Regions from separate parts of the Homo sapiens genome. Here region 1 is linked to region 2. A link is a loop called in an ENCODE intact Hi-C map of the cell type or tissue named here. Cell type or tissue: endothelial cell of umbilical vein. All regions are shown on one strand. Each heading gives the region's core, and the rest is flanking DNA. Links, peaks and the distances in the headings are about the cores only.

Evidence for each region. Hi-C counts contacts between places; a loop is a spot of excess contacts. Peaks named below come from ENCODE experiments on the same cell type or tissue, not always from the same donor. Only the 100,000 strongest peaks of a DNase experiment are listed, where the experiment ranks them.
Region 1: a loop joins it to region 2, with 2.9 times the contacts of the local background. A loop is called at or near these places in 23 of 110 quality-filtered maps.

The regions. Positions count from the first base shown.
Region 1 is chr19:47,611,395-47,615,778 of GRCh38, forward strand. The region is part of intron 1 of BICRA (BRD4 interacting chromatin remodeling complex associated protein); the gene reads left to right. Among named protein-coding and RNA genes, the nearest start is that of BICRA, 4.5 kb to the left of the region's middle. RefSeq lists enhancers at 1,209-2,040, 3,703-4,384. In endothelial cell of umbilical vein, for the core only: no CTCF peak of the experiment used is centred there; a DNase peak (open chromatin) is centred at 1,977; H3K27ac peaks cover 1,378 bases.
Region 2 is chr19:47,435,198-47,439,581 of GRCh38, forward strand. It overlaps SLC8A2 (solute carrier family 8 member A2), which reads right to left. Exons shown (of 10, transcript NM_015063.3): 7 at 2,652-2,776; 8 at 2,265-2,364. Among named protein-coding and RNA genes, the nearest start is that of MEIS3, 18 kb to the left of the region's middle. RefSeq lists an enhancer at 1,397-1,898. In endothelial cell of umbilical vein, for the core only: a CTCF peak has its summit at 1,608 (motif pointing right); a DNase peak (open chromatin) is centred at 1,624.

The sequences.
Region 1 (4,384 bases), core at 94-4,093, 180 kb after region 2:
GTGTGTGAGGAGTGGGGGAGGGGGAGCCCCAGGCCTGGCCAGTGATGGGCTCGGGGTACCTGGGAGCTGGCCCCACTGTCATCTTCTCCCTTCTCTACCTGAGCGGGGGACTTGGCCCCATTTGCTGCTACTCAGCCCTGAAGTAGAGAAGAGAGAAGCTGAACTGTTTGGGAATGTTGATGTCTGGTTGTTCCTATGCCCTGTGACCCGCTGTCGCTTTGCCACACCATGGCCCTTTGATGCAGCTAGCGGAGAACTTTCTTGCCTGTTCTCCTTGGCATGATCCACTCTGTAACCTTAGGCAGGTCATTTAACTGCTGGTCCTGTTTTCTCATCTGCAAGTGGGGGTAATTATAGTTCCTTTAAGTGACCTGGAGGTGGGTAAAAGTATTATCCAAACGTGTCATTCATATTTATCATTCAGCAGGCCGGGTACGCAGTGTGGGCACAGGGGAGGAATGTCAACTGGTGGCATTTAATTTTTTTTTTTTTTTGAGACAGAGTCTCGCTGTGTTGCCCAGGCTGGAGTGCAATGGCCTGATCTTGGTTCACTGCAACCTCTGCCTCCCAGGTTCAAGCGATTGTCCTGCCTCAGCGTCCCGAGTAGCTGGGATTACAGGCACCCACCACCACACCTGGCTAAATTTTGTATATTTAGTAAAGACGGGATTTCACCATATTGGCCAGGCTGGTCTTGAGGTCCTGACCTCAGGTAATCTGACTGGCATTTAAATTTAAGGCCAGGTGCCATGGCTCACACCTGTAACCCCAACACTTGGGGAGACCGAGGCTGGAGGATTGCTTGAGCCCTGGATTTTAAGACCAGCCTAGGCAACACGGTGAGACCCTGTGTCTACAAAAAATGAAAAAATTAGTTGGGCATGGTGGCACTCACCTGTGGTCCTAGCTACTTGGGGGTGCTGAGGTGGGAGGATTGCTTGAGCCTAGGAGTTTGAAGCTGGGGTGAGCCGTGATTGTGCCACTGCTCTCAAGCCTGGGCAAGAGTGAGACCCTGTCTCAAAAAAAAAAAATAAATAAAATAAAAAATGTAAAGGTGAGTGGCAGAATACCTTTGCCCCAGAAGAATTCCCTGTGGTCTGGGAAGGCCACCTGCAAACGAACAATTCCCCTTCAGTGACACGCACCCTCTGAGCGCTTTGGGGACTAGGCCCCTACCCCTTCAGCACTTTACCCATGCGGAATACATGCTTAGCTGTAGGGGCTGGGGGGCTGAGGGAGAGGGGCTGGGGGGCTGACGGAGAGGGGCTGGACCCAGCTCACCCAGTGTAGGAGGTAATACAGGTGATCTTGCCATTTTACAGATGGGGAAACTGAGGCCAGGGGAAGCATGTTCCACGGCCGAGCTGGGACTCCAAGCCAGACGGCAGAGACTAGTGGTGGGGGTTCCGTATTTGTCAACAGAACTGGGGAGATGGTGCTTCATGGGGTCTGATCCCAGGAGCTTTAAGGGACCCCTTATCCCCGCAGCCACTGTCCCCTCCTTTAAGTGCAGTTATTTCCCTTGGCGAGATGACAGGCATAAGTAATAAGAATTCTCGGGGGAGGTGGGCAGGAGGAGAGGGGCTGTGGGGACACCCAGATCTCTCAAGATTGAGTGCTGGCTGAATGTAGGAACTGATCTTTTTGGGGGGCTGGTGGGAGAAGTCCGAGTGAGGCCCTAGAGGGTCTCCCGGCTGACTTCCTTCTCAGAGGCCTGTGGCCCTTCCCTAACCTTCCTTCAGGAGGTGGGGTGTGCCCCAGGCTGTGGAAGGGCCAGGGGATCAGCACCCAGAGGCCTATGAAGGGGGAGTTCCTGGGGGTGTATAAGGCTCCCCAGGTTCCCGTGGGCCACCTTGTAGCCCAGGTCTAGCCAGCAGCCCAGTTCCCCCGCCAGCTCTCAACCCCCACCCGCCAGGCTGCCTTGACTCCAGGTCTCAAGAATGCAGAAGGCTGCTGGTAGGGGAAGTTAATTGGAAACAGGAAAACATGGCATTCCTTTCCAGGCCGCCTGGGCTTGGAAGGCAGAGGGGCTGCCATTTCCCTTCTCCCGCCCTGCAGGGGAGAGGGGTGGGGAGTATGGTTATCTTGCCCTGGTCATATTTGAGCTTTCTTCCCCGACCAGGCACCCTCACTTAGTAGAAACAAGAGCAGTCACCCGTGCCGTGTCCACGATGACAACTGCTGCCTGCTCCCCCAGCAGAAGAATTGCCCCCTCCTTACTCACCCCTTCATATCCCTCTGGTTTTTTGTCCCCTGTCTTGTCTGAGCTAGCTCCCTGGTAGGATGCACCTTATGCCACACTAGAGACGCATGGGGAGCGTTTGGTTGAGGGGTCCCCAGGGAGTGTCTCCTGGTTCCGTCCCTCGCATTCTCCTCTGCCTGGAGTACCACCAGTAGAGTTTTGTCCCAGTTGACTGAAGCTTTTGTGTCTCAGTGACACGCAAGTTTCCCCAGTGGAGAGGGAGAGTTTTCTAAGGCATTTCTAGTTTGGTGACAATTAGTTTTGTGTATGAGTGTATGTATTCATTGGGGGGAGGGGGAAAGGAGTGTTGGCACAAGCAGAGAAGGCCTTTGTTTCTTTAATTGTTCCCAATTAAACTTCCTGAGGGCCTACTGTGTGACAGGGCCCTGGGGATCAGTTAAGACCTTGGGACACAGTCCAGGAGGAGGAGAGAGAACGGTTGGATTAGCCGCTGTGGGGTTTCATTCATTCTGTCTGGGTGGTCTGAGACATCATCTTTTTCTCTGTCTGCCTTTTGTTCCTTTTGTTCTAAGTGATACACACACGGGGCAAATTCAGAACACTAAAGATGGTGTCTCTCCCTCTAACCTCTCCAGAATCCCTGGTCCCCTAGCTCTCTTCCCCAGAGACAGCACCTCCATTCTGATGTTCTGTGCATGTACTTTTATATATGGATGTTATGTGTTTAAAACTATTCAGGCCGGGCATGGTGGCTCACGCCTGTAATCCCAGCACTTTGGGAGGCTGAAGTGGGCAGATCACCTGCGGTCAGGAGTTCAAGACCAGCCTGGCCAACATGGTGAAACCCCATCTCTCCTAAAAATACAAAAATGAGCTGGGCATGGTGGTGCATGGCTGTAATCCCAGCTACTCAGGAGCCTGAGGCAGGGGAATTGCTTGAATGCAGGAGGCGGAGGTTGCGGTGAGCCGAGATTGCGGTAGCACTGCACTCCACTCCAGCCTGGGCGACACAGCGAGACTCTGTCTAAAACAAACAAACAGACAAACAAAAAACTATTCATCTTACACAGATGGTAGTCTGGTCTATGCATTGCTTTTTTTCCACGCTTCATCTCCCTGGGAGACCCTACCAATGTAGGTCTTCCTCTATCTTTTTCTTGGCTGCATGGTATTCCTCTGTGTGGGTGAATCCTCCTTTACTGTTATGGACGTGGAGGTGTTTCCAAAGGTTTCTGTGTGAAGCATGGGAAGGCATACGTCCGCACATGTTACAGGGAAATGAGTACGCCTGTGGGATAGACTCCTGGAAGTGGGATTGCTAGATCAAGGGCCAGTGATTTGTCTTTTGGTAGCTCTTACGGAGCACCTTTGATGTTGCACGTTGCATCTTTTTTTATTTTTTTGAGACAGAATCTTGCTGTGTCACCCAGGCTGGAGTGCAGTGGCGCCATCACTTTTCACTGCAGCATTATCCTTCCTGGGCTCAAGTGAGCCTCGCATCTCAGCCTCCCCAGTAGCTGGGACTACAGGTGCACGCCACCACGCCCAGGGAGTTTTAATATTTTTGGTAAAGACGAGGTCTCACTGTGTTGCCCAGGCTGGTCTTGAAATCCTGTTCAAGCACTCCTCCCGCCTTGGCCTCCCAATGTGCTGGGATTACAGGCGTGAGCCACCGTGCCCGGCCCCTCATGCTGCACCTTGAAGAAAGTTGTTCTCTTTCTCTCCTCTTCAATGTGATCCCACCTGTCGCCCAGGCAGCATCTCCAGGCTGCACGTGTCTTTGCCTCAGGTGACCTCCTTGTGTCTGATGACCTCCTTGCCTCTTCCTCCTGCTTATGGCCTGCGTCATGTGCTTGCCACCTGGTGTGGAGGTCAGGAGCGTGGGCTCTGGGCCCTGCCTGTTGGTTCTAATCCCAGTTCTGCTATTTGCTGGCTGAATGGCTGTGGACAGGGGACTTGCTTGGGGCCTTGGTTTTCCCCTCTATTAAGTGGGTTCATATCAGTACCTACTTGGTAAGGCTCTTGTGAGGGTCCCCAAACACCCATAAAGTGCCAAGGTAGCCTTGTCAGTCAGTGTCGGTGTCACCTGTCATTCTTAGGCAGTTTATTTCTCCTGGGGACTGTGACCCCCTTAATTGGCAGGTGTTGGATGGAATGCTGGCTTCTCTGCTTAATTGCAGT
Region 2 (4,384 bases), core at 84-4,083:
ACAGAGACTACATATCTCAAAAAAAAAAGACATGATAGGGTCACCGTTGTCATAATCAGGATTATTATTACAGTTATTATTATTGTTATGTTGTTATTCTTCCTCCACCCCGATCTAATCACCTGATCTAACCACCTGGTTTCTATAAACCCACAGCACGATGTACGCTGGGTCTCTACGACCGCCACCTCCCACCTCGTTTCAGTTCCGCCTCATCCTCCGTCTCCACTAAGTCCCCAGAGGAAGGAAATGCTCCGAAGCTCAAAGAGCCCCTTGCCATCTCCCCGTTGTTCGTGGAATGAACCTCAAAGGAGCCTCTGCAGGGCCCGTCTCCTGCTAGTTTCTTTTCTTCGTTTTTTTTTTTTTTTTTAGACGGAGTTTCGCTTTGTTGCCCAGGCTGGAGTGCAATGGTGCTATCTCGGCTCACCGCAACCTCTGCCTCCCAGGTTCAAGCGATTCTCCTGCCTCAGCCTCCTGAGTACCTAGGATTACAGGCGCAGGCCACCATGCCCGGCTAATTTTGTATTTTTAGTAGAGACGGGGTTTCTCCATGTTGGTCAGGCTGGTCTCGAACTCCTGACCTCAGGTGATCCACCTGCCTCGGCCTCCCAAAGTGCTAGGATTACAGGCGTGAGCCACCGCACCCAGCCTCTACTGCTAGTTTCTACAGCCTCTACCCACACCCTCTCCACTTTCCTCCCACAAGCTCTCTCTAGCCCCAGGGGCTTCCCCCATTCAAAACCCTCCATGGCTCCCCAGTGTGTTCAAATGCCACCCAAGCTCCCTACTGTGGTCCACAAGGAGCAGTGTAGAAATGTGCCGATTTCCAGCCTCATCCTGGTACCTCTTCCTCCCGCCCAACACCAGGCACCCACCCAAAAAATGTGCCATAATCTCGCACACTCCAGGGCTTCTGTGCTTGGCTCTCCCTCTGCCTGAAACACTCTCCCTGTCTTCTCCCTCCTCCTGGCTGACATCTTTACCCATTTGAAGACTCAGCTGGGAAGCCACCCCCTCCAGGAAGCCCTCCCTGACTTTCAGGCTGGGTTAGGAACCGCATCAGGGCTTTCCTCCGGGTCTCCCATCCCAGCCCTGCCTACTCTGGGTTGTCTGTGTCTTGTGACATGTCTGTCTCCTGCACTGGGCTGTAAGCTCCATGACAGGGCCAGAAATCACTTCTGTGTCCCTGGCAATGTCTCACATAGGGTCGGGCCCAGAAGATCCCTCAGAAGTATGTCAGAAGAATGTGGCTTCAGAGGGAGATGCCACTTTGTTTCTACTGGGCAAACAGTCTGGTGTTTCTAGGACTGCTGCCTTGTATTTTCCCATCCCCTTAAGCCTGGTTTCTTTGGATCCTGCTCGCCCAGTTTCTTTGCAACCACAATTCCATGTACGCCTTCAGTCCCCAAGAGCTGGGGCCTTAACCCTGATGTTATGTAAGAGATTGAAGCCCTGAGCTCCGACCTCGGGCCTTTTCTGGACTCCCTGTGGGACTTCAGGCCACTCCCTCCTCTGTCTCTGAGCCTCAGTCTCCCCAGTCCATATCACAAAGGGCCAGTGTTGGCTTCCAAGACCGTCAGTGGGTACAAGTGTCGTAGTGTCTCTAGCCACAAGGGGGCAGTGTGGGCCTGTCTGAGGCCAAGGAGGGTGGTGACCCGCGCAGGTAGGAAAGAGCTCGGTGCCCTGGTGACTGTCTCCAGGGCAACGGAGGAACCCAGGCTCTCTCTGGGGTGGCCACACCATTTAATCTGTTCCCACCCTCCTGATGCCTGATGCTGGGAGAAAGCCCAGGCTGGGAACCCTCCCGGTTCAGCCCAGAGCCAAACACAAACCCTCCCAGCCGCTCCAGCCACCACCTCTCCCTTCTCTGCCCTTTCTGTATCCTCATCTACCTGCCTCTCCCTCTCCCCGGCCCATTTCAGTTTGCACCGTTCATTCTGTCTCATGTCTTCTCCATGTCTCTCTGATTCTCCCTGTGTATTTCTGTGTGTCTCTCTCTCCTGCTTGTATTTTTTTTAGAGACAGCGTCTTGCTCTGTTGCCCAGGCTGGAGTGCAGAGGCACGATCATGGCTCATTGCAGCCTCAAACTCCTGGCCTCAAGCAATCCTCCCGCCTCACCCTCCCAAAGCGCCAGGATTCCAGGCATGAGCCACCGCGCCCGGCCTGTTTATCTTTGTGCCTGTCTCTCCATTCATTTCTCCCCCTTTCCCTGTGTCTCTGTCTCTCCATCTTTCTCTCTTCTCTCTCCTCCCTCCCCACTTACCTGCGCTCACCGTAATTGCCTCTAAAAACTGCTCCCTCCATGAATGGGTCCCAATTACCAAGGCCAAGTTCGTTTTCTTGATGAGTTTATCCACCGTGTTCTGGGGATGAGAGGGTGGGGGAGAGGTCACTGCCCCTGAGCGAACCAGGGAAGCTCCATGTTGGGTCCTGGGTCGGGGGCTCACAGCCTGTGCCCAGGGGTCCTCAACTTTCCACACCCCCGTTCTGAAGGCAAGCAAGGAAAAGGGAGGCATGTGCTGTCCGTGGTCCTGACGTGGGACCCTTCTTTGGCTTGATCTTAGGAACCTTGTGGCTCCCCGCTTTCCGGACCCTCCCCAAGGAAATGAACCAGGCTGGACTCCAGGAAGGTGAGGCCCCGGAAAATCACCTTAAAATCATATGACTCCTCGATGATGACCTCCAGCCGGCAGTTCTCCCCAAGAACTGGCTTGCCCATCTCTGCTATCCTCCGAGCCTCCTCCTCCTCGGCTGTTAGCTTCCTGTCCCCATCCCCTGCAGCATGAGGGGTGGGGGTTAGACTCCTGGGAGACCTACCTAATTGGGCCTGTGACGCCTTTACTACCTGTCCCCATAGTTAGAGAAAGCCTATCTGTTCTCCTCTGGGAAGCTCCTTGGTGACTCCTCCCAGCCTCCCACCTGACCACCGTCTCCTTCAACCCTGAGGTCCAGCTCCCAAGGGTTGGTTCATGATCTTTAGTTGGTGGGCTCTGGGGTTCGTATGGTGGAGGCTGTGAGACTTTAGGCAATACCTGAGCCTCTCTGTGCCTTAGTTTTCATAACTGTTAAACGGGCACAATAATTAGTACCTACCTCATGGGGTGGTTGTGAGACTTAAATGAGTTAATTCGTGTGAAGTGCTTAGAACAGTGCCTGGCACACAATAAATATTCAATACATGTTACTATCTTTATTATTATCACCAACATTATCATCATCGTTGCCACCCTGATAGGGGAGGCCTGGTCTCTACATCCAGTTTCTGGAAACATCCTAGAGTGTGGCTGACATGGTAAGGAAAGGGGAGGACATCCGATTTTGGCACAAATCTTGGAACCAGACCCACCTACATCCTGGTCCTGAGCTCGCTTCTCTCCCCAAAGTATGCTGACCCCTGACTCCAAGCCCAGCAGCAGCCCAACCCTAATTCTGGTCCCTAACTCTGAGCTGGACTCTCACTGTGGCCCCAAATGGAAGCCTGTCATCAACACTGACTCCAAACCCCAACCCTCAGCCCTGGATCTGACCTCAGCACAACCCTAGCCCTAAACCCTAATCCCGACTCTAACATTCACCATAACCTGGAGCATCAATAACCCCAAGCCAAATCCCACACTCTATCTCCAGATCTAACTCCAGTCCTACACCTGACCTCAAACCTCAGTCCCAACTCCCAACTCTGACACCATCACTCATGAGGAGCTTGACCACACGGCAGAAGCTGAAGTGTGTTCACCTGAACCTGTTTCCTCTCCTTCCTGGGCAAAGAGCTGAACTACATTTCCCAGCCTCCCTTGCAGCTGGGCGTGGCCACGGCCTGAGTTATGGACACTAGAATGTGGGCAGAAGTGATGGTCAGTCCCTCCAGGCTTAGCCCCCGAAAACCTCCCATGTGAGCCTCGAAACTCTCTTGCCCTGTTCACCAGCAGCAAACCCAGCCACAATGCCAAAGCTCCCTGGCACAGTGGAGTCACAAGATGGAATGGCCACATGGCAGAAGAAAGCCACCCACCAACTAGGAACACTCTCGTAAAACTTTGCCTGAGAGGCCAGGTACAGTGGCTCATGTCTGTAATCCCAGCACTTTAGGAGGCCAAGGCAGGTGGATCACCTGAGGTCAGGAGTTCGAGACCAGCCTGGCCAACATGGTGAAACCCCATCTCTACTAAAAAATACAAAAAAAATTAGCTAGGTGTGGTGGCAGGTGCCTGTAATCCCAGCTACTCGGGAGGCTGAGGCAGGAGAATCTCTTGAACCCCGGGGGGTGGAGGTTGCCATGAGCCGAGATCGCACCATTGCACTCTAGCTTGGGCAACGAGAGCAAAACTCCGTCTCACAAAGACAAACAAAGAAACAAAAAACAACTTTGCCTGAGCAAGAAAT